Linked DNA regions of Homo sapiens: region 2 is linked to region 1. Evidence: read pairs that join two places in POLR2A ChIA-PET (ENCODE). Cell type or tissue: Panc1. All regions are shown on one strand. Links, peaks and the distances in the headings refer to the core of each region. The heading gives the core; the rest is flanking DNA. Region 1 has its middle 160 kb from the start of FGF1. Region 2 overlaps NDFIP1 (Nedd4 family interacting protein 1).

Region 1 (13,060 bases), core at 4,545-9,544:
GTTAAGGGTTCAGTCCCACAAGACTGCCCCCTACTTCAGATGCCAGTCACAAACGCCAGGTTGGGACCTGTACTTCTGAGCAATCAGCTATAAATTGGTGTTCCCACAACCCCCTTCTTGGGTCCAATTAATTTGCAAGAGTACCTCACAGAACTCAAAAAAACAAGTTACTTCCATTTACCTCTTTATTACAAAGTATTTTTAAAGGATATAAATGAATAGCCAGAAGAAAAGAGACATAAGGTGAGGTTTGGAAGGATCCCAAGTGTAGCAGCTTCCCTCCCTGTGGAGCTGGGGTGCACAACCCTGCCCGCACTTGAATGCATTCTTGTTAACCAACCTGGAAGCTGCAGGAACCCAGTCTTACTTGGGTTTTTATGGAGGCTTCATTACATAGGCATGATTGATCAAACCACTGGCCACTGGTGACCAACCTTCAGCCCCTCTCCCGTTCCCAAAGGTGGAGGAGGCTGGATAACTGGACCCTATAATTACATGGTTGATTCCCCTGGCAACCAGCCCCCATGCCGTGGATATCTAGGGACTTTCCAAAAATCACATCATTAAAATAAGTTCACTGTAGTCGAAAGAGGCTTGTTATGTACAACCAAAGACACAACTTTCACCTTGCACCTGTTTCAGAAGCCCAAGACAAAGGGCGAAATATTTTAACAAAAGGTATACCAATTGCTCTCATCACTTAGAAAATTACAAGGGTTTTAGAAGCCACGAGTCAGGAACTGTACATGAAAACAAAAATATACACATAAATGTATATAGTCATGTGCCACACAGTGACTTTTAGTCAGCAATGGGCCACATATACAAAGATGGTCTTATAAGATTGTAATGGAACTGCCCTATACAGGCAAACCACTTTTAAAAGTCTTTTACATTTTTACTGTACCTTTTCTATGTTTAGATATATTTAGATACGCAAATATCTGATGTTACAATTTCCTACAGTATTCAGTACAGTACATGCTGTACAGGTTTGTAGCCTAGGAGTAAAAGTCTATCTGTATACTATATAGCCTAAGTGTGCAGTAGGCTACACCATTTAGGTTTGTGTAAGTACATTCCATGAGGTTTGCACAATGACAAAATCACCTAGTGATGCATTTCTCAAAATGTATCCCCCTTGCTAAGTAATGCATGACTGAATATATATTTGTTTCACAATATCACAGTGGCACAATAAGATGTTTGTTTGTTTGAGATGGGGTCTCCCTCTGTCACCCAGGCTGGAGTGCAGTGGTGTGGTCTTGGCTTACTGCAACATCAGCCTCCCGTGCTCAAGAGATCCTCCTACCTCAACCTCCCAAGTAGCTAGGACTATAGGCACACACCACCACATGGGGCTGATATTTGTATTTTTTATAGAGATGGGGTTTCACCATGTTGCTGAGGCTGGTCTCGAACTTCTGGAATCAAGTGATCCACCTGCCTCAGCCTCCCAAAGTGCTGGGACTACAGGTGTCAGACACAGCACTTGGCCACAAAATGTTTCAGACTCACTTTGTACTTTCCCTTCTTCAGACCTTAAATCAATATTTCTCCAAGGAGGCCTAGCTTGGCTTTGTGAGAAATGGTATTTAGATACCAAAATCAGGATACTAGATGTGCTCATTGATACTGGGTTTGATACTGGGTTTTCTTACATGTCTTTGCCTGAATGACTTATAGCATTTATTTAAGCCTTCCATGTGTAACCTCTCTTGTGATACTTATCTGGGTTTCAATTAGTAAGTAACACTTACTACATCTTCAATGTGTCCTAAATGTTATAGGTAAAATAGTTGCCAATTTTTTTTAGTATTTACCAAGTGCTCAAAAAACTCTGTACATGGTATTTGCATGCAGTACTTAGTCTCTGTAACAACTCAGTGATGTAGGCATTATTATTCATCCTTATTTGACAAATGAAATAACTGAAGTACAGAGAGGTGAGTACCCTATTCAAGGTCACAAGGTCACACAGCTCGTAAATGGCGGAACTGGGACTCAATTCCAGGTCTTTCTGACTTTAAACCTGCTGAACTACTAGGTAATATTATGCCAAAAACAAACACTGTAAAGGAAATAGAAGTATGCCTTCAAGCTAACTATGCCTGGGTATATGACATCATATTTGTAAAGTGAGTGGGATTATTTTATAATCTAACTTAGAGGCAGAGCCTGCTGGTGTGAGGAGGGCAGAAGGCACATGAATGAGTAAATCCCTTCACTTTTCCAGGCCTCAGCTACATCATCTGTAAGAGTGGAATGATGATATATCCTATACCTGTATTCCATATAAGGTTACTGTGGGGATCAAATGGTATTACATAAACAGTAGTCTTGGCAGAAATTATAAATCTCTAATACAAGAAGTGGCTCTCAAATCAAACTGAGTATGTAAAATAATTACCTAAGCGGAGGGGTGTGGGCTGAGTTTAAAGTGCAGATTATTGGGTCCTACTCTTAGAGATTGTGATTTAGTGGCCTGGTGTGGAGCCCAGGAATCTGAATTTTTTCTTTTTTTTTTTTTGAGATGGAGTTTCGCTCTTGTTGCCCAGGCTGGAGTGCAATGGCGTGATCTCGGCTCACTGCAACCCCCGCCTCCTGGGTTCAAGCAATTCTCCTGCCTCAGCCTCCCAAGTAGCTGGGATTACAGGTGTGTGCCACCACACCCGGCTAATTTTGTATTTTTTTAGTAGAGATGGGGTTTCACCATGTTGGTCAGGGTGGTCTGGAACTCCTGACCTCAAATGATCCACCTGCTTCGGCCTCCCAAAATGCTGGGATTACAGGTGTGAGCCACCGCACCCAGCCCTGATTTTTTAACATACAGCAGTGCCTTGGTATCCGTGGGGGATTAGTTCCAGGACCCCAGATACCAAAATCTGAGGATGCTCAAAGTCCCTTGTGTAAAATGGCTTAGTATTTGCATATAACTTAGGCACATCCTCCCATATACATCATCTCTAGATTACTCATAATACTTAATACAATGGTAATGATATATAAATAGTTACACCATTTTTTACTTGTACTTATTATTATTATATATACTTTTATTGTTTTGGGTTTTTTTCCGAATATTTTCTTTTTCTTTTTTTGAGATAGAGTCTTGCTCTTGTTGCCCAGGCTAGAGTGCAATGGCACGATCTTGGCTCACAGCAACCTTCGTCTCCCAGGTTCAAGTGATTCTCCTGCCTCAGTCTCCTGAGTAGCTGGGATTTACAGACGTGCGCCACCATGCCCAGCTAATTTTTGTATTTTTTAGTACAGACAGGGTTTCACCATCTTGGCCAGGCTGGTCTCAAACTCCTGACCTCAAGTAATCCACCCACCTCGGCCTCCCAAAGTGCTGGGGTTATAGGCATGAGCCACTGTACCCAGCCTCCAATATTTTCTATCCACAGTGGGTTGAATCTGCAGATGCAGAACTGGTGGACACAGAGGACTGACTGTACTTCCAGGGAATTCTGATGCAAGAGACTCACAGACCACGCTTGGAAAAACTCATGTAGTTGATGCAAAGATGAGAAAAGAGATGATAAACCCATGCTTAGAAACCACTTCTACATCTTTTCAGCCCCATTTCTGGCATTTGATCGCTTTTTTTCCCTATTTCTCTCTCCCTTATCTTTTTGCCGACTTTTCTCCTATTTGTCCTTAGTTTCAGCTCAAATGTCACTTCTGTTGCCTGCTCTCATCACATCCTTTGACTCTTGATAGCACACATCACCCTGATAAGTATGAAACTTCTGTCTGTGATTAGATGCTTCCTGTCTACTTCTCTTGATGGAGCGTAAGCACCAGAGGGCAGTAACCAGGACCCGTTCAATATGCCTGGTGCCCAGCACAGCACTTGGCACACAGTGAGCCATCAGCAGGTGTCTGCTGGACAAATGAAGGAATAAAAAGTAATACTAACTTTATTACCAGACAAGACTGAACAGCACACAGAATTCATAAATAACAAATACAGAATAAAGTTCATTACCAACAAGAATTGGATACCCTACTTCCTGTTCTCATAATCTTTCCCAAGGTTCTTGGAAAGACAGTTTTCATAGAGGAAACTGCACTTTCAATGACAGATTTGGGGACAATTGCTCAGAATAGGCAGGAATTCATAATGAAATTATGGCCCTCTGCTCTAGCCTCTCCTCCCACTTACTTCCCTCCTGGTTTCAGTTGTCATCTTGCACTGAAGCAACAGCGTCCCCTCCTTCCTGGCTCCCGCCAATTTTATCTAAGCAGTTCCAAAACAGGAGAGCTGCTGGCCCAAGGAGGCAGGGTATTCCAGTGGCCATCATTAATTGCGTGTGTTCCCCGAGTTATGTGCATTTTCATTTGTGCATTTATCTCCATCCTAAATGGGGCCCTTAAAGCTCCTTTACAATTTAACCTTGAGCCAAATAAGCATTGAATTTCACAACCAGAGCTTATGCTCATGTATTTATGGCAAGGTAGGAAGTGGGATTGTTTTAAGTATTTGTGTCTCCAAATTGGCCGCTGATTCTGTCTGGAAAAACTGAAAGAATGCATATGAAGGGGTGAGAACAGGAACTGTTCTACAAAGGTTTCCAGAACTCTACAGTGACCCTGAAGTTGGGGCCTGGGAACTAAGTTCATGTGACATTATTCCTTCGGGACACAATTCCCAGTATAACAGGGTAAAGAAGGACAAAACCAACAAGAATGTTCAACACTTCCTTTTTTTTTTTTTTTTTTGAGACGGGCTCTCACTCTGTCACCCAGGCTGGAGTGCAGTGGCGTAATCTTGGCTCACTGCAAGCTCCGCCTCCTGGGTTCAGGTGATTCTCCTGCCTCAGCCTCCAGAGTAGCTGGGATTACAGATGTCCACCACACCTGGCTAATTTTTGTATTTTTAGTAGAGACGGGGTTTCACCATGTTGGCCAGGCTGGTCTTCAACTCCTGACCTCAGGTGATCCGCCCACCTCGGCCTCCCAAAGTGCCGGGATTACAGGCATGAGCCATCGCGCCTGGACAACACTTCCATTTTAACAAAGATAATAAAACATCCTTGTACTGAAACCCGTTCATCTCAGAAAACATTAAGAGAACTATGCATGATGATTCTTTCAAATCTGGTTGACCTTATTTTCCTGTAAAATTCTCTTTGGTTTTGGCATCAGAACTGAGTTCTGAACTGAGGAAAGTGTAGTGGTGTCCCAGCACCAGGATTTGGTCTTCAACACAATAAACGGCTTTGTCAAAGGCAGAACGATGCGCAGCCCACTGGGTTCAAGTCCATGCCTATTGCTTACTACCTGAATGATATAGAACATGATACTTCCTCTCTGTGCCTTGGTTTCCTCAGTTGTGAGATGGGGATAATAATACATACTGGAGATGACAGTAGACACTTCATAAGATTGTTGTGAGGTCTAATGGAAAATGTGTGTAAAGAGCTTAGCACAAGGCCTGGCATGGAGTGAGTGTTAGTGACTATTAATTCAAGGTCTGGATTCAGAGAGGTCTCTCAGCTTTAAGACACACACTTGTATGATAAGGTCCAGCTGACTTCCTAAAGCCCATGTAATAAATGTATCTGCTGGACAGCTGTCCTTTTAAGTGTAAGTAACTTCTGGGTGTTTCCAAGTCTGGGACATTGCTTACTTACCTCATTAAGTCCTACTTCTCAGAGAAGCTGCTGCCCCACATTCCTGGCCTTCCTTGAAGATGGAGTGAAGGTATATGATCAGTCTTCTCTAATCAGAGAGACTTATCTTCACAAGAGTAACATGCATAATCCATTTTGTGGCAAGGGTAATGGCGTGACACGTGGTGCTTGGGGGCAGCCATCGGGAGGCTCAGAAGTTCAGAGCCCACGTCACAGTGAGAGCTGCAGAGGTGGACACAAGTGTGTGTATGTGTGCGTGTGTGTGTGTGTGTGAGAGAGAGAGTACACTGTGTGTGTGTCTAAGCATTCAGTAAATGAAATAGGGATATGATTTCAAATCAGTTGGGGAAGACAGTTTAGTCAACAAGCAGTCTAAATATATCTGACAACTCATTTAGAGGAAAACTTAGATTCTTACTTCTTATAATACACTAAGACAAATTCCAAATGGATTAGGGTTTAAATGTAAATCAATGACATGAAATAATATATGAAGCTATCAGAAAAGTATATAGGGAAATAGTAATATGATCTTGGATGGGGATGGTTTTTCTACGTGTATTAGGATGTCCCAGTTGAGCCTGAACTGGGACTCAGAGTTTGGCTCTGTTTGGAACTGGGCAGGCTCGTACAGCCAGTGTGGGTTGGGAGCAAATATATAGTTTGGGATTTTATTTGTCTGCAGGTAAACAGGCCTTCAGGAGGTGAGGTGGCAGGAAGGAGTTAATGGTAGATATTGACTGAAATGGACACAGGTTATGGTAAGAGGCTTCTGGCCCCAGGGACCAGATCTGAGTGCCCATGAAGTAGGGACAGTTCTGTTAGGAACATAGTGTGGCCCTAGCACAATGAGCATGGAAGGGACCATTTGAGCACCCAGAAGGCCTTCTGGGCCTGAAAGCACAAGGACTCGAGGCTTTCGTGGAGGTCTACAAGGTAATGCAAGTAGTATGGAGGCAAAGCCTGCCACGCATGAGGATCAGGAGCAGAAGTTGTGGCCACCTCACCTGCTAGATGCTTCCTTGTTTATATAAGGCTGGTTCTACAGATAATCAGTAGATTAAGAAATGACTCAGAGGGCAGATTCTGGCAAGACCATGGTGGTGATATAGTCTTTGAATCTCTTCGAATTCTCACACTGAAACAGAAAACCAAAAAAGCATGGAAGCATTTACAGCAAAACTAGATATTACAGATTAAATAATGGTGGCAAATACTCTGCAGCTCCTTACATCAAAAGCTGGAGTCTATCCTTCCACTCTTTGTGTCTGGACTTGCTTTCAACAATGGAATGTAGAGGAAGTAACACTGGCTGACTCCACAGCCTTGGTCTTGTTGAACAACCTGACTCACCTCCCTAATGATGAGACACCTCCATGAGTTCATAGTTTTGTTTTGTTTTTTTTTTAAGTCAGTTTTTGATGATGACAGGGAATCAATTCATTATCTTAAAAATTGATGTATAGGCCAGACATGGTGGCTCATGCCTGTAATCCCAGCACTTTGAGAGGTTGAGGCGGGTGGATCATGAGGTCAGGAGTTCGAGACCAGCCTGGCCAACATGGTGAAACCCCATCTCTACTAAAAATACAAAAAATTAGCCAGGCGTGGTGGCAGGCGCCTGTAATCCCAGCTACTCGGGAGGCTGAGGCAGGAGAATCACTTCAACCTGGGAGGCAGAGGTTGCAGTGAGCTGAGATCATGCCATTACACTCCAGCCTGGGCGACAGTGCCAGACTCTGTTTCCAAAAAAAAAAAGAAAAAAAGAAAAAACTTGATGAATAAAGAGAAAGCATTTATTCTGCCTTTCCTATATGAATTGTGCCACTGTGTAAGCAAATATTAGATGAGGCACAGCACCTCTTTATAATAAAAAGTATTCCAGTGAATGAATGAGAAAAAAGAACTAGAATCATCAGCAGCCTATAACCCCAATGAATTAAGACTGAGGCGGCCAGGTGCGGTGGCTCACACCTGTAATCCCAGCACTTTGGGAGGCCGAGGCGGGCGGATTAAGAGGTCAGGAGATCGAGACCATCCTGGCTAACACAGTGAAACCCCGTCTCTACTAAAAATACAAAAAATCAGCCGGGCGTGGTGGCGGGCGCCTGTAGTCCCAGCTACACAGGAGGCTGAGGCAGGAGTAAAGTGTGAACCCAGGAGGCGGAGCTGGCAATGAGCTGAGATCGCACCACTGCGCTCTAGCCTGGGCAACAGAGTGAGACTCCGTCTCAAAAAAACAAACAAACAAACAAACAAAAAGACTGAGGCAATGTGCACCAACAGCTACTAACATTACAAAAAAAAAGAGACAAGCAAACTTGATGTGCCACCTGATGAAGAAATGCAGTACCATTTATAGTCTTGCCCAAGGGATCAGCCATAAGTCTGATCAAGCCTCTGAATCAGTTGCCAATTTGCAGGAAATAAAAAGGACATAGGCAAACACGCTGAAGTGCACCATGGGATCGAAATGGACCAATTCCAGACCGTGGGCAACTCTACGGGTTGAGTACCTCTAATTTTTCAACAGATAAATTCTTTTTTTTTGAGACGCAGTTTCGCTCTTGTTGCCCAGGCTGGAGTGCAGAGGGGCAATCTCAGCTCACTGCAGCCTCCGCCTCCGGGGTTAAAGCAATTCTCCTGCCTCAGCCTCCCAAGTAGCTAGGATTACAGGTACCCGCCACCATGCTCAGCTAATTTTTTGTAATTTTAATAGAGACGGGGTTTCACCATGTTGGCCAGGCTGGTCTCTAACTCTTGGCCTCAGGTGATCCCCTTGCCTTGGCCTCTCAAAGTGCTGGGATTACAGGCGTGAGCCACTGTGCCTGGCCTCAACAGATAAATTCTAAGGAAAAGAAAAGAATGGTGAGAAATCTGTTAAAGAATCTTTTAAGAAATTGTTTTAAGAGGGAAAGACCAAGCTGTAGTATATAGGAATACATATTTGGGTGATAAAACTATTTTCTAAACTATGAGGAAGTGATTAAAGTCGGGCCAGCAGGAACTTTCTGGGGGAAGGAAGGAGTAGGATTGGACAGAGCCCAGGGTGGACCTTCTGGAGGAGGCAGCTCAGTTATGTTTGTGGACCTGGGAAGGGTTTGCCTTAGAATAATTCATTAAACTGTATATTTGTTTTGTAAGATTTTCTGTTTCTGGCTTTTTGTTTGTTTACAATACAAAGGGTTTTTACAAAGAAATAATTCTGAAAAGCAGGAAGTGAAAAAGTGAAACAATTATAGCTAGAGAGGTCTTCTCATACTGTTTATGGTTAGAGAAGCTGAAATAAGAAGCTGAACTCTGCTAGAGAGGCAAACAATACGGGCAGTTTACCTAGAGTGATTTTTCATAAGGGTAATCATCTTTTTGGGGAGGAAACAAATTAGAAGGGGATTAAGCAGTTTAACAGATGTGCAGAGAAAAAGGCTAGAAAAGGTATATACGGCATTTGCCTAGAAAGGATATACAAGGTATTTGCCATGGCATATTTTGAAATAAAGCATTATGAATGTTATTTATATTAATTCATGTTCCTTATCTAATGGTTCAACAATGTACATATATTGATTTTGTGAAACAAACCATTATTTTTCTTTTAAACTGGTTAACACCAGTCAGTAGAGTGTTTCTCTAGGTCCTGGTGGACACAACCCCTGTAGCAGTCTTAGATCCTGAGCCTGTCACACTCTGCCCCAGGCATTAAGAGCGTCCCATTCACACCCTTGGCTTGGATAGGTCCTTGCCCACAAGGAAACCTTTAGGTCATCATTTGGCTTCCCATATTACTGTCTTTCAGGGAGAGAATGCATTGAAGAGCTAATGTGAGCATTCCTGTGTATTTCATAGTAATATTTCTCACTGTAAATTAATACATGTTAAAGTACTTGTAGAAGGATTGGCTTAGGTCAAGAAGATGAACACTACTTTCTCTGAAAACCATGAGAAGGATAAATGATGAGATTTATTATTTTATACTTTAAAACCCTGGTCTATTTTTCTTCTGGACATTAGGATGAATCATCTGCTGAGTCCAGGGAAGGCTGGAACAGCTGCAAAAGGCAATGAGAAAGGGCTGAACCAAACACAGGTGAAGGAATTACTTCCTAACCCTCCAGATCCTACCTTGCACTGTCTATGCTGGCTCACCAGATCACCAAAAGGCACCCAAATTCCTGATTCAGATTCAGCTAGGACATACTAACACACTTAGAAATGCCATTCCCATCCAAGCTTAAATATTCACATACATATGTTATATATATAAATATATATATTTTTTGAGACATTTTCTATTGCCCAGGCTGGAGTGCAGTGGTATGATTTCAGCTTACTGCAACCTCTGCCTCCAGGTTCAAGTGATTCTCCTGCCTCAGCCTCCCCAGTAGCTGGGATTACAGGCATGCACCACCGCACCCGGCTAATTTTTGTATTTTTTTTTTTTTTTTTTTTTTTTGTATTTTTAGTAGAGACAGGGTTTCACCATGTTAGCCAGGATGGTCTCGATCTCCTGACCTCGTGATCTGCCCATCTTGGCCTTCCAAAGTGCTGAGATTACAGGCGTGAGCCACCGCGCCCGGCCTAATTTTTGTATTTTTAGTAGAGACGGGATTTCACCATGTTGGCCAGGTGGGTCTCAAACTCCCGACCTCAGATGATCTGCCTGCCTTGGCTTCCCAAAGTGCTGGAATTACAGGCATAAGCCACCGAGCCTGGCCAATATTCACCTATATTCTTTCCTAATATATTTGTGTATGGTTTCATGTTTCAAATTTAAATCCTTAATTCTTTTAGAATTTGTTTATATTTATTACGTAAAGTAAAAATCTAATTTTATTTTTCCAAATATTAGTTTGTCAACACCATTTATTGACTAATCTATCCTTTCTCCACTGGTTTAAAATGCTGCCATTATCAGGACTGATGCCACAGAAACAAAATACTGACCTTAACACTGAGGAGATTCTTCCATATTTTTAGTTAAAAGTCAGTTGTGGCTTCAAGAGAGAGGACCAGAGCCTTGATTCTAAGACTAGACAGAGCTTATGCTGGCTCACTTACAAATACGCATATATAACCACCAGCCTCCTTTCTCCCATCATGAATTCACTACCGGTTACTCAAAACAAGTGTTCTGGAATTAGACAACCTGAATTTGAATCCTGGCTCACTCTTTACTACCCAAATGGCATCGGCTACTTCACCTCCTTGTATCTTAGCTTCTCCCTCTGTAAAACGGGGATAACAGAAGGATCTACTGCACAGGCAATTGTGAGGACTAAATGAGATAAGGCACTTAAAGTGCCTGAGCAATAACAACACCAGCAGAGTATTATTTTTATGGTAGTGATCTTATCATCATTCTCATTATCACCATCCAGATGAGCTTATGATGGAATGTGGAGGATTCATATTCACTCTTCATTCATTCAATGAAATGCTATTGAGCATTTACTGTGTTTCAGCTACCATTTTAGCAGTGAATAATAAAGGCAAGGTCCCTACCCCTCAGAACTCACATGTTAGTGGGAAAACCATTAAAACAATGGCTAAAGAAAAAATATCTGTGAATAGTACAACAACAAAGTACAGCAGAGTGATACAGCGGGACTTCACCGGCAACTTTCCCTTACCTTGGTGGTCATGGAAAGCTTCACTGAGCCCCAGATGAATAGAAGAAGCCAATAAGAAACGTGTTGTTTTTCAAATACTTAGAGTTTTTCTTTATTATTATTATTGTTATTTTTTTTTTTGAGACGGAGTCTCACTGTCGCCCAGGCTGGAGTGCAGTGGCGGGATCTCGGCTCACTGCAAGCTCCGCCTCCCGGGTTCACGCCATTCTCCTGCCTCAGCCTCCTGAGTAGCTGTGACTACAGGCGCCCGCCCCCCACGCCCAGCTAATTTTTCCTATTTTTTAGTAGAGACGGGGTTTCACTGTGTTAACCAGGATGGTCTCAATCTCCTGACCTCGTAATCTGCCCGCCTCAGCCTCCCAAAGTGCTGGGATTACAGGCGTGAGCCACCGCGTCTGGCCCAATACTTGGAGTTTTTCTAGATATGTTTCCAATTTCTTATTCGATTCCACCGTAGTTAGAAAATAAAGTCTGTATAACTTTAGTCCTCATATATTTATTGAGATTTATTTTCTGGCTTAGATACCATTTATCTTAATGAATGTACCATATGCACTTGAAAAATGTGCATTCTGCAGTTGCATAAATATCAATTACATCAAAATGGTTGATGATGTTATTCATATCTTATGTGGTTTTATTTCTATTTTTGTCTAGTTCTGTCAGTTGCTGAGAGAGTAATGTTAAGTTTTCTAATAATAAATCTGGCTATGTCTATTTCTCCCTTTAATTCTATTTTTGCTTCATATATTTCGAAGTTCTATTATCAGGAGCATGAATATTTATAATTACTCGGTAATGGACTGAACCATTTTGTCATATCTCTCTTGATCTTCTATTTATTATTATTATTTTTAGTAGAGACAGGGTTTCACCATGTTGGCCAGGCTGGTCTCGAACTCCTGACCTCGGGTGATCCACCTGCCCTGGCCTCCCAAAGTGCTGGGATTACAGGCATGAGCCACCATGCCCGGCCTATTTACTTTTTAAAGAGATAATTTTGGCTGCTATGTGGGAGAATGTATTGTAGCAGGGATCAATGGGAGAAACACGGAAACCAATGATGAGGCCATTGCAATAGTCCAGAAGAAAGTTGGTGGTAGCTTGTACTACGGTAGGAACAGGAGGAAGGAAGAGAAGTGGACAGATTCAAATGTAAAGGTAAAGTCAACAGTATCTGCTAAAGGATTAGATGTAGTGACTGAAGGAACAACTCTAGGATGACTCCTAGGGATGACTCCTAGGATGACTCCTGAGCACTTAGGTGGATAATGGTGTCTTTTAATGAAATGGAGAAAATTTAGGAAGAAGCAAGTTGACAGTAGGCTGTAATAAGACATATTAAGTTTAGGGTTCCTATTAGATATTTAAGAAGAAATGGCAAGTACGTGGCCAGATATTTGACTCTGAAGTTCAAAGCAGAGGTTGGAGTGAAAGGTATAGATTGGGAGCTTTAGCTTATATGTGGTATACAACAAAATGGGATTAGATGAGCTTACTTGAGGGAAGTGAAGATGAAAAAAAGTGGTCTCAGGAACAAGCTCTTGGACTTGCCAAAATTTGAAAGTTGAATAAAAGAAAAAAAAGCAAAAGAAAATGTAGAAGTTTCAAGTAAGATAGGAGAAAAGCCTCCAAGAAAAAAAAAAAAATGCTTTAATAAGAAATGATAAGTCAACTGAATGCTGCTGTGAATTTGAGAAAAATGAGATATAGAATAACCTTTAGATTTAGCAGTGTGGGGTTGGGCGTGGTGGCTCATGCCTGTAATCCCAGCACTTTGGGAGGCCGAGG
Region 2 (10,512 bases), core at 2,630-7,629, 390 kb after region 1:
AAATACTTTTACTGGGATACTCAGTGGTAGAAAATGGTACTTGGACAGTTGAACTGATTTTTAGCAGTAACCAAGAGCTGTCAGCTCTGAGCTTGGGGAACATCATTCTGTTTGGGACCCAAAGCAACAAGTGACTATTGAGCAGGGGTTACCCCTTCAAATACTAAGTTGGGGTATGGTGGTGGGATCTTACTGAACTGGAAGGCACATGACCTGTATGGAGGAGACAGCAACAACTCAGCTCCAGCCAAAGGGTGCCATGTGAAATGTAGGCTAGCTTTTCTTGATATTCCAACTTTCAAGAAAAGTAAAAACATTCAGGCGTTTTATGTGAAATAATTTTGATTTTTAAAATGTTGGCAACTAATTTAAAAAAACTTGAAAAATAACTGTGGAACAAATAAACTATAGGCTAACTATAGCTCAAGAGCAGCCAGCTTGGGAGCTCTGCACAGAGCTCTGCAAGACAAAACACCATTAAACTGGTTCTCTTCAAAAGGGAAGTTCCCAAAATGACCCGAATATTGGGCACAAATGCTCATAAGTGTATCCAAACTCTTATTAATATATATATATATATATATATATATATTTTTTTTTTTTTTTTTTTTTTTTGAGATGGAATCTTGCTCTGTTACCCAGGCTGGAGTGCAGTGGCACGATCTCAGCTCACCGCAACCTCCGTCTCTCGGGTTCAAGCCATTCTCCTCCCAAGTAGCTGGGATCATAGGCATGAGCAACCACAGCCAGCTAATTTTTGTATTTTTAGTAGAGACGGGGTTTCACCACGGTGGCCATGCTGGTCTCGAACTCCTGACCTCAAGTTATCTGCCTGCCTCGGCCTCCCAAAGTGCTGGGATTACAGGCATGAGCCACCACGCCGGGCCAAACTCTTATTTTTTGCTTACAAGCAAATGGTACATAGCAAGAATGATCAATGATGAAGGATTATAAAACCTCCTCCCATGAAACTTTAAAAGGGAATCAATCCATTAAATTTCTTTAAATTATTTATGCCATAAGCAATCAATCTGAACATACGCTTAAGGGCTCCTCTTTGGTCCATTCAGGATTTGACTTGGGGAAACACGGGTGGTCAGCCTTTCTCTTAAAGGTACAGTTTAGAAAATAAGCAAGCCAAGGAACTATTTCTTCTAAATTATTCTCCTGTTGGTCATTTTTATTACTGAAGTTCTCAATAATCAATAGAGGAAAAAAAATTACTATTTCTCTTTCCTTAGAATTCTAATGACCAATCATAGAGTACATGATGCTGTTGAGGAGGTGGTAGATGGTGCGATGAATGATTTATGTTTTCTAAGTAAAATGTAGGGTCAGCAATGCAAGGCTCTGTCAGTTTTGGCAAAACAGGTCCTGAACTGTTTTGTTTTGTTTTTAGAGACACTGTCTTGCTGTCACCCAAGCTGAAGTGCAGTGACGCCATCATAGTTCACTGCAGGCTCCAACTCCTGGGCTCAAGGGGTCCTCCTGGCTCAGTCTCCCAAGTAGCTAGGACTACAGGCACAAACCACCATGCTTGGTTAATTTAAAAAAATTTTTTTGTAGAGACGAGGTCTTGCTATGTTGCCCAGGCTGGTCTTAAAATCCTGGCCTCAAGGTGAAATCCTCCTGACTCAGTCTCCCAAAATGCTGGGATTACAGGCGTGAGCCACCATGCCTGGCCCAGGTCCTCAATTTATTAAACACCTGCCAGGCATGGGTGCCAGGATGTCCTAGCCAGAACCATTAGCAGAACCACCACCAAGGATCTTAATTAAGGGGGCAACAAGAAGCAAAACAGGACATAGGAGAAACTGATGTCACAGAAGCACAGTGAGGCAATCACACCATCTTTAATAGCCACAAGATGGCCCTGTTATTCTTTTGTAGAAATGACAGAAGTGATGGTGGTCTCTCTAACTGTATCATATATATTTTCTTTACATATAATCAAGAAGCCAACATTGAAATAATTTACTCCAATGTTCATCTCTTTGTTTTAATGTCTAGGAAAAAAGTATTTAAAAATAAATATTTAGAGTAAAAAATATAATCCAGGCCAGGCATGGTGGCTCAGGCCTGTAATCCCAGCACTTTGGGAGGCCGAGGCGGGCGGATCACAAAGTCAGGAGATCGAGACCATCCTGGCCAACACGGTAAAACCCCGTCTCTACTAAAAATACAAAAAAATTAGCCGGGCGTGGTGGCAGGTGCCTGTAGTCCCAGCTACTCGGGAGGCTGAGGCAGGAGAATGGTGTGAACCCGGGAGGTGGAGCTTGCAGTGAGCCGAGATCACGCCACTGCACTCCAGCCTGTGCGACAGAGCAAGACTCTGTAAAAAAAAAAAAAAAAAAAAAAAAAAAAGTCCTCTTGCCTATTGTAAAATAGTTCTTATTCTCACCAACGGTAAACTAAAGCATTCTGGAAATCCAATGGTGGTTCTTTCAGAAGTTATGTCTAGCGAGGTTACATATTTTCTGTTTTCTACTGACAGACCCACCAAAGATGGGCCACCTGCACTTATGAGTTAGTTCAACTGGCTGCAGTAAGCGTATAAGCAATTCTGGTTTGAGTCTGTGAATGCTGTGTGGCAATAGCTCACAAGGGGAAAAAAACTGACAGACTACAGAGTCATCAGCATACCCCATTTATCACATGGGGGAGAAGAATATATGTATAGGTTAGGAAGAACCTACAACCACAAAGAAACTTTTTATTAACGTGCATGTTACTCTGATGGTAACGAAAGACTATTTTTAAGAAAGCAACATTTTAAAAATGTTTATTATTAATTGTTAATATATTACTATACAGTAATCAAGATGAACATTTACTACAAGTAATTTTACTTATAAAATTTAATGTAATGTTTTCTTGCCTTTTCTTACATTAAAAACACTTACCTAAAACAAGGAACACCCACCAGAGCCAGTACTGACCATCAAAATATCCAGGGAAATAGGTGGAAAACTAAAAAATAAGGCAAAACACTTTATAGCAGCTTAACAGACACAATTTCTCATTTTAACTTAAGGGTACACAAAATCACAAAATGCAAGACTTATTCTTTTTTTTTTTTTTTTTGAGACGGAGTTTCGCTCTTGTTGCCCAGGCTGAAGTGCAATGGCGTGATCTCGGCTCACTGCAACCTCTGCCTCTCAGGTTCAAGCGATTCTCCTGCCTCAGCCTCCCGAGTAGCTGGGATTACAGGCATATACCACCATGCCTGGCTAACTTTATATTTTTAGTAGAGATGGGGTTTCTCCATGTTGGTCAAGCCGGTCTCAAACTCCCTACCTCAGGTGATCCACCCACATCAGCCTCCCAAAGTGCTGGGATTACAGGCGTGAGCTACCGTGACCAGCAAGACTTATTTGTTCTACCAATGCCATCACTTAGCCTTTAGAATAATTTTAAAATATAAGTGAAAGTATTTTACATATTACTAGCTTGAAATGGTTACAATAAATGCAAATCTATTTCCTTTCAAGGAAAAGCAATTGTTAAATATGACAGCTTTTAGCTTTATTAACTCCTTATTTTGAAAGTATACAAAAATTGGTTTTTTTAGAAAACATTTTCCCCACATAATATTTGCTCTTCTAGAAATGTGTTTCAATAATGATCGTTTTACTTTGCCTATTCAGTGCCAAAAGCAATTATTATTATTATTAATTTTAAGAGACAGGATCTCACTATGTTGTCCAGGCTGCATTTGAACTCCTGGGCTCAAGCAATCCTCTCACCTCAGCCTCCTGAGTAGATGATACCATTGCCTTCTTTCTAATGAGGCCTGATTTTCTTCCTACTCCTCCAGCCTTGTCTTGACTTTGGAAGCTTTATCATGTATACCAGGGTAATCCCCTTCCCTTGCTGGTTTAGGAATGGGCACAGGATGCCATTCTGACCAGTGGAAATTGAGGGCTTCTGAGAAGCTTTCCTTGCTTCTCAAAGAAAAAAACAGTTCTTTCTAAAGGTGGTAGAAAATTTTTTTTTAAATAGTTCTTTTTCTTCTCTTGAGCACTGTCGTGTTTCAATGTAATACTGATACGTGAAACTGCCATCTTTTAACCCTGAGGGGAGGGGGGACCTGTGCCAATATGCTGATATGTCAGCTGTCCTTGATGATGTCAAAGAACCACTGACTTAACTAACCTTGTCAGGGACTTGTTTTCAGGGGAAATAAAATTTCCCCGTTTAAAAAAACAATTAAAAATTTTTTTCTAAGCCATTTTGAGCTAGGTTTTTGTTACTCACAGTCAAAAGCATCCTACCTGATACAAGTTAATTCATTTAACTTTTTTTTTTTTTTTGAGAAGGAGTCTCGCTCTGTCGCCCAGGCTGGAGTGCAGTGGCACGATCTCGGCTCACTGTAAGCTCCACCTCCTGGGTTCACGCCATTCTCCTTCCTCAGCCTCCCGAGTAGCTGGGACTACAGGCCCCCGCTACCATGTCTGGCTATTTTTTTTGTATTTTTTTAGTAGAGACGGGGTTTCACCATGTTAGCCAGGATGGTCTCGATCTCCTGACTTCGTGATCTGTCCGCCTCGGCCTCCCAAAGTGCTGGGATTACAGGCGTGAGCCACCGCACCCGGCCCATTTGATTCACTTTTTAAATGCAGTTGAAAATTTAGTTTGAAAAAAAAAAAAGACTGGAATTAATTTTATTTCTCTTTTCCTTGGAGGCTTTGGTGTCCAAGAGTTTAATGTAGTTCGAAAAGTAAAATATAGTATTTTCTTTGTTAATAAAGTAACAATTAAAATTTAGGGAAGGAATGAAAACCTCTTTAGGGCTCGAGTTCTTAACCTAAAGTCCATTATTATAGATGAGTACATATTAGCTATGTGGGGGAAAAGCTTACAACTTTCATCAGATTCCCAAAGGATTCTGGAACCCTAAAAACGTTAACAAATGTTTTATAATAAATAAGGTGGCACTACGTAGAAAAACTACAGTGGTCAAGCAACACCCATTAGTTAGTTAAGTATGCCAATTTATGACGGATAAATTGGTTTTGTTTATAAGGTTGACGATAGCAATAAATTTATCTGAAATCAGAGGATACTTTAAAAGCCTAGATCTTTTACAACTGTAAATTACTTCATGCAAATTTAACTAACTGGTAACTCTGAAGTCACTAAAGACATACATCTCTGTAATTTACTTGAGAGGTAGGCTCCTAATGGAGCAATACTTGTTAAACAGTTTTGGCTCCCCAAACATTTTGGCATAAGCAATCCTGGAAGGGAGAGGGGAAGAGAAGGAGAAAAGAAAAGAAGGAAGAAGAGAGCTAGATTAAAACTGTAACAGAATTAATGAGAGGAATGGCTGCTTTTGATGAGATATCAAAGGGGTAATATCCTTCCTTTTATTATAAAAACAACTAATTTCAGAACATATACATTATCATATTATAAACATTAAAAACAAACAAAGCAGATGGTGAACAATATTAATGATAGACCAGTTTTCAATAGATTTGACAACAAAACTTGTGTGCATGAACCATTTGCAAATGATTTTGGTTCAGCTTCATCATGAAACCACAGACAAACCAAAAATCATTTAACACACTGAAATAACTTTTAAAAAAGCAAATGAAAAATCGAATATTCAAAAATATTCTGATTATTGCCTCTCTGTAGAGCCCATCTTTTCTGTTATACAACTTACCCTGACAATCAGGATCCATTTAATTAGAGAGAGACCAAATCCTGAAATGGCCCCATACCTTCCTGCAGCTGAAGTGGTCAGGCAAAAAGACAGGAAAAACCCAATCCAGTTAAAGAGGAATGCCACTGCAAAAGCAGAGGAGGGGAAAGATGTTAGACATGTCCTGTTACCCAAGAACAAGAGTGCCTTACACCTGCCTCTGTTTAAATGACTTTCCAAAGGATAAAAGACAGCCTGTCCTCCACAACCGTCACCATACCTCCTCTAAAACATCCATTCTTCTGTCTTTCCCCAAAAAGCAAACAAGAAAAACTCCTCCCTATCAGGTTTTACACACTTATGTCTACTGCTAGTCACTTTCAAAAACGCCTTAATAGGCTGAGCACAATAGCTCACATCTGTAATCCTAGCACTTTGGGAGGCCAACGTTGGAGGATCCCGAGCCCAGCAGTTTGAGACCAGCCTGAGCACCACAGTGAGACCCATCTCTACAAAAACTGAAAAAAACAAAACAAACAAACAAACAAACAAAAGCCGGGCACAGTGGTGCACACCTGCAAGTCCCAGCTACTTGGGAGGCTGAGGTGGGGGGATCACTTGAGCCCAGGAAGTCAAGGGTACACTGAGAAGTGATCACACCACTGCACTCCAAATTCAGCCTGGGCAACAGAGCAAGACCTTGTCTCAAAAGGAAAAAGCAAAAAAAACAAAAAACAGCAAAAAGCAAACCTTAACATTCACCAAACTGTATACTTACAACCTCTGCTTTTTTTTTTTTTTTTTTTTTTGAGACTGAGTCTCACTCTGTCACCCAGGCTGGAGTGCAGTAGCACGACCTTGGCTCACTGCAATCTCTGCCTCCCAGGTTCAAGTGATTCTCCTGCCTCAGCCTCCCGAGTGGCTGGGACTATAGGCGTGCACCGCCAGGCCCGGCTAACGGCTAATTTTTGTTTTTAGTAGAGATGGGGTTTCTCCATGTTGGCCAGGTTGGTCTTGAACCTCTAGCCCCAGGTGATTCGCCCACCTCAGCCTTCCAAAGTGCTGGGATTACAGGCATGAGCCACTGTGCCCAGCCTTTGACCTCTTTTTTTTTTTTTTTTTTTGAGACGAAGTCTCACTCTTGTCCCCCAGGCTAGAGTGCAATGGTGCGATCTCACCTCACGGCAACCTCTGCCTCCCGGGTTCAATCGATTCTCCTGCCTCAGCCTCCTGAGTAGCTGGGATTACAGGTGCCTGCCACCACACCCAGCTAATTTTTGTATTTTTAGTAGAGATGGGGTTTCACCATGGTGGCCAGGCTGGTCTCGAACTCCTGACCTCAGGGCATCTGCCTGCCTCGGCCTCCCAAAGTGCTGGGATTATAGGCATGAGCCACCATGCCCAGCCTGACCTCTGCTTTTTACTGTGTGTGTTATATATATATAGTCCAGTAAATAAAATAAATGCCTTCAACATTAAATAAGTGCCCCCAAATAATCTGATTCAAGTCACTCATCCTCCTGTTCTCTGAATTTTGACAACTTATATAACATCACCTCTAAAAGCATTGCATTTTCTTATCTTTCTAATACAACAAATAAAGGAAATGGTTGCTCACTTCTATGTGAGGCACACAAAAAGATAAATGGCAAGTAACATGAAGGGAGAAAATCAGGCTGACTTTGATCTGTCAGAAAAAAGAAGCTTTCAGAGCAAAATTCATCAAAGGCATTTAATTCCTATTCTACAGATTAAGTATGAGTAGAAGCAACGCAAAAGGGCCCCGTAGACCTGGAAGATGAGGCTTAGCTCATGTAAAAATGCAGCATCCTCATAACTGCTTTAATTATATTTTCCACAGATATTCATGAAAATAGAAGGCAAAGAGAAGGGATATTAAAACAAAGGTATATTAAGCTTTGAATATTCCAGTAAAAGGCACCAAATAAACATAATGTATTAATATATTAGCTCAACTAGTTATTTTAATTCAGTCAGATTCACCCATAATCCAAAGCACTCTAGTTTGTAGGGGGTGGTTCTGATATGCATACATACTTACTGAAAAAAGTTAACATGAAAATCCCATCATTTCCTATCCTCAGCTGGTCAGCATCATCAAAATCATCCCGACCCACAAAATCCTCATCCTAAATGAAAAGAAAAAGAATTATTTCTAGGCAAAGGGAAGACATAAAGAAAAATGAAGGGTTAAATTTGAGTAGCAAGGAAAAAAGTTATTGCTTTGGTTCAGTTCAAAATTATGAGCATTAAAGGCTCAATGTGTGTTTAAAATTCCATTTTGCATTATTAATATATAATTAGAAAAGAAGCAAATCTTTCTTCTATCCCCAGTGTTCTAAATGAAATTTTCATCTTATAACCCAAGTTCTTTAACAATACACTTCAAAAATTTAATACACTTCAAAAACAATACACTTCAAGAATAGTTCACAAAGAACTATTTACTCTTCCTTTAAAAAAATATACCTCAAGAAAAGACAAAAGACAAAATTTACTTACACATTTGGTTTAAATTCTAGAATATCAGTAATCGAGGACCTGTTTAGGACCTAAAATATTAGTAATTAGAGATAAAATCAGCCAGGTGCAGTGGCTCATGCCTGTAATCCCAGCACTTTGGGAGGCCAAGGCAGGCAGATCACGAGGTCAGGAGATCGAGACCATCCTGGCTAACATGGTGAAACCCGTCTCTACTAAAAATACAAAAAAATTAGCCGGGAGTGGTGGCGGGCACCTGTAGTCCCAGCTACTCGGGAGGCTAAGGCAGGAGAATGGCATGAACCCGGGAGGCAGAGCTTGCAGTGAGCCAAGATCCCACCACTGCACTCCAGCCTGGGCAACAGAGTGAGACTCCGTCTCAAAAAAAAAAAGATAAAATCAACCAGCTCAAGTGCTTTACGAGGCTGATATAGGGGAAAAAAGAATAGTACGATCATACATGAATAGTCCACAGAACTGCCCACTGCTCAACTCCATAAGCATGTATTTGTATTGGTATACAGATCTAAATCTCACTTCTAACCTTATCAGCAGATAAGATCTTTTCCATCCTAACTTGATAACGTAATATTGCAAAACTAGAAATAACATGATCATGAACAATACCAACACATGTGGGCTATCTTTTTAACTGATATAGGTGTGTGTTGAGATATTTAAAAATAATTGAATATATACTTAAAAGTGATAGATTTGTACACAGTTCAATGAGGGCTCCTTAAATGAAAAATATTTTAGGGAATATCAAAACTTGTTGTACACAGAAAAGGGTCTGGAAGACCCAAATTGTTAACAGTGGTTCCCCTGGGGAGTGGGAACTAGAGAAAGGGAAGTCGGTGGCAATGGCAGCTTCCTTTTCTAACTTAACATACTTCCTCTATTGTTTGAAATTTCTATAAAAACGAATTTTTATAATTAATTTTTTAAAACATTAAATACCTAGTATTCTTACTTCGTATCAGCAGAATAAGGTTTTGCCAAAATTAAAAGCTAATTGTTTTTTGCATAACTATTCAAAGATATACTCCAAAAAATATATGGAAGTAACATCTAATAATATTACGAACACCTTCTAACTGTTCTTCCTGTCCTCTTGGTATCTCTTCTACCATGATGCATCCTAGAAATTGCTGCCAAGTTAATGTTTCCAAAACACCACACAAGTCCTCTCATACCCCTGCTCAAAAACTCTGAAGGATTCTCTAAAAGCTACATATGAAGTTTAAATACGCCCATCTAACATTCCAAAGATTCTATAAACAACAGTTGTAGTCAGGACTTTCTATCTCCCTTCACAAACTCTTGCTCATACAAAGCCAATTACTACATCCACAGAACTGCCTTCACCTGGCTGAATTCACACCTGCTTTCTGTGCCTTTTTCCCTCTGGAATGTTCTTACCCATCAAAACTCCGGGCCCACATCAAATCTCATTTTCCCCTATGATCACCCAGTAAAAAGTTTCAGTTCTTGATGCCCACTGCTCTTATGTGTCTTAGTTATCAGTATTTGTGGGCCCTTTACCCTAGTTGGATTTTAGGCTTTTGAATAACAATGAGGAACACTGCCTTATACAAAGCTTTTTACCTATCCACTGTAAAATATACTGCATCTTATATTTAAAAAGTGCTTTATACATGTCTGCTGAATACTAGAGCCCTTTAAGAAGTTCCTAAATATGTACTTGTATCAAATGAAAGTATTCTGAAGAGTTATGTGATTAATCAGAGCTAATTTCCATACTGATCTATTTACCATATATTGCAACAGATCTGCAGAGTACAGTGAAACAAACAAGGACTTTGGATTCTAGAATATCTGGGTTTGACTTTCACTTCTGCTACTTATCAGTCATATGACTTTGGGAAAATTACTTTTTCTCTCTGGACCTAAATTTTCACATCTGTAAAATGGAGATAATATAATCTCTACCTTTCAAGGTTACTATGAAGATTGGAAACAATATACAAAATATATAAAAGCATCAAGCACAGTACCAAGCATGTGGTTTGCTTCCAATATACGGCAGTTACATTATGATGGTCTTGCCCTTAGACACTAGGGTTTTTAGTTTCTCCCTGGTACCTGTAAGAACTGAATGCACATCATCGCCATTTAGGATCATCCTAGATTGGGCTCATAAACTATTTCTACCAAGCAATGATTTTAGGAGCTTCGCTCCTCACAGTAGGTGTGGTCTGCAAACTGTCTACTATCTTAAAGCCAAGAGGGGAACATCTGGGCCTATGCCATCACACTGCCCAGACTAGGCTTCTGTACTTGCTCATCACTCACTCCAGTTACTTGCTAGAATAGAGCCTAGAGGCCTGATGGTC

The links. ChIA-PET counts read pairs that join two places held together with the same protein. Peaks named below come from ENCODE experiments on the same cell type or tissue, not always from the same donor. Only the 100,000 strongest peaks of a DNase experiment are listed, where the experiment ranks them.
Region 2: POLR2A ChIA-PET joins it to region 1 with 5 read pairs; 6 of 35 experiments call an interaction of 5 or more read pairs at or near these places.

The regions. Positions count from the first base shown.
Region 1 is chr5:142,523,712-142,536,771 of GRCh38, reverse strand. No RefSeq gene overlaps it. Among named protein-coding and RNA genes, the nearest start is that of FGF1, 160 kb to the left of the region's middle. In Panc1, for the core only: no CTCF peak of the experiment used is centred there; a DNase peak (open chromatin) is centred at 6,871.
Region 2 is chr5:142,133,021-142,143,532 of GRCh38, reverse strand. It overlaps NDFIP1 (Nedd4 family interacting protein 1), which reads right to left. Exons shown (of 8, transcript NM_030571.4): 4 at 7,716-7,803; 5 at 5,675-5,799; 6 at 2,904-2,970. Among named protein-coding and RNA genes, the nearest start is that of NDFIP1, 29 kb to the right of the region's middle. In Panc1, for the core only: no CTCF peak of the experiment used is centred there; no DNase peak of the experiment used is centred there.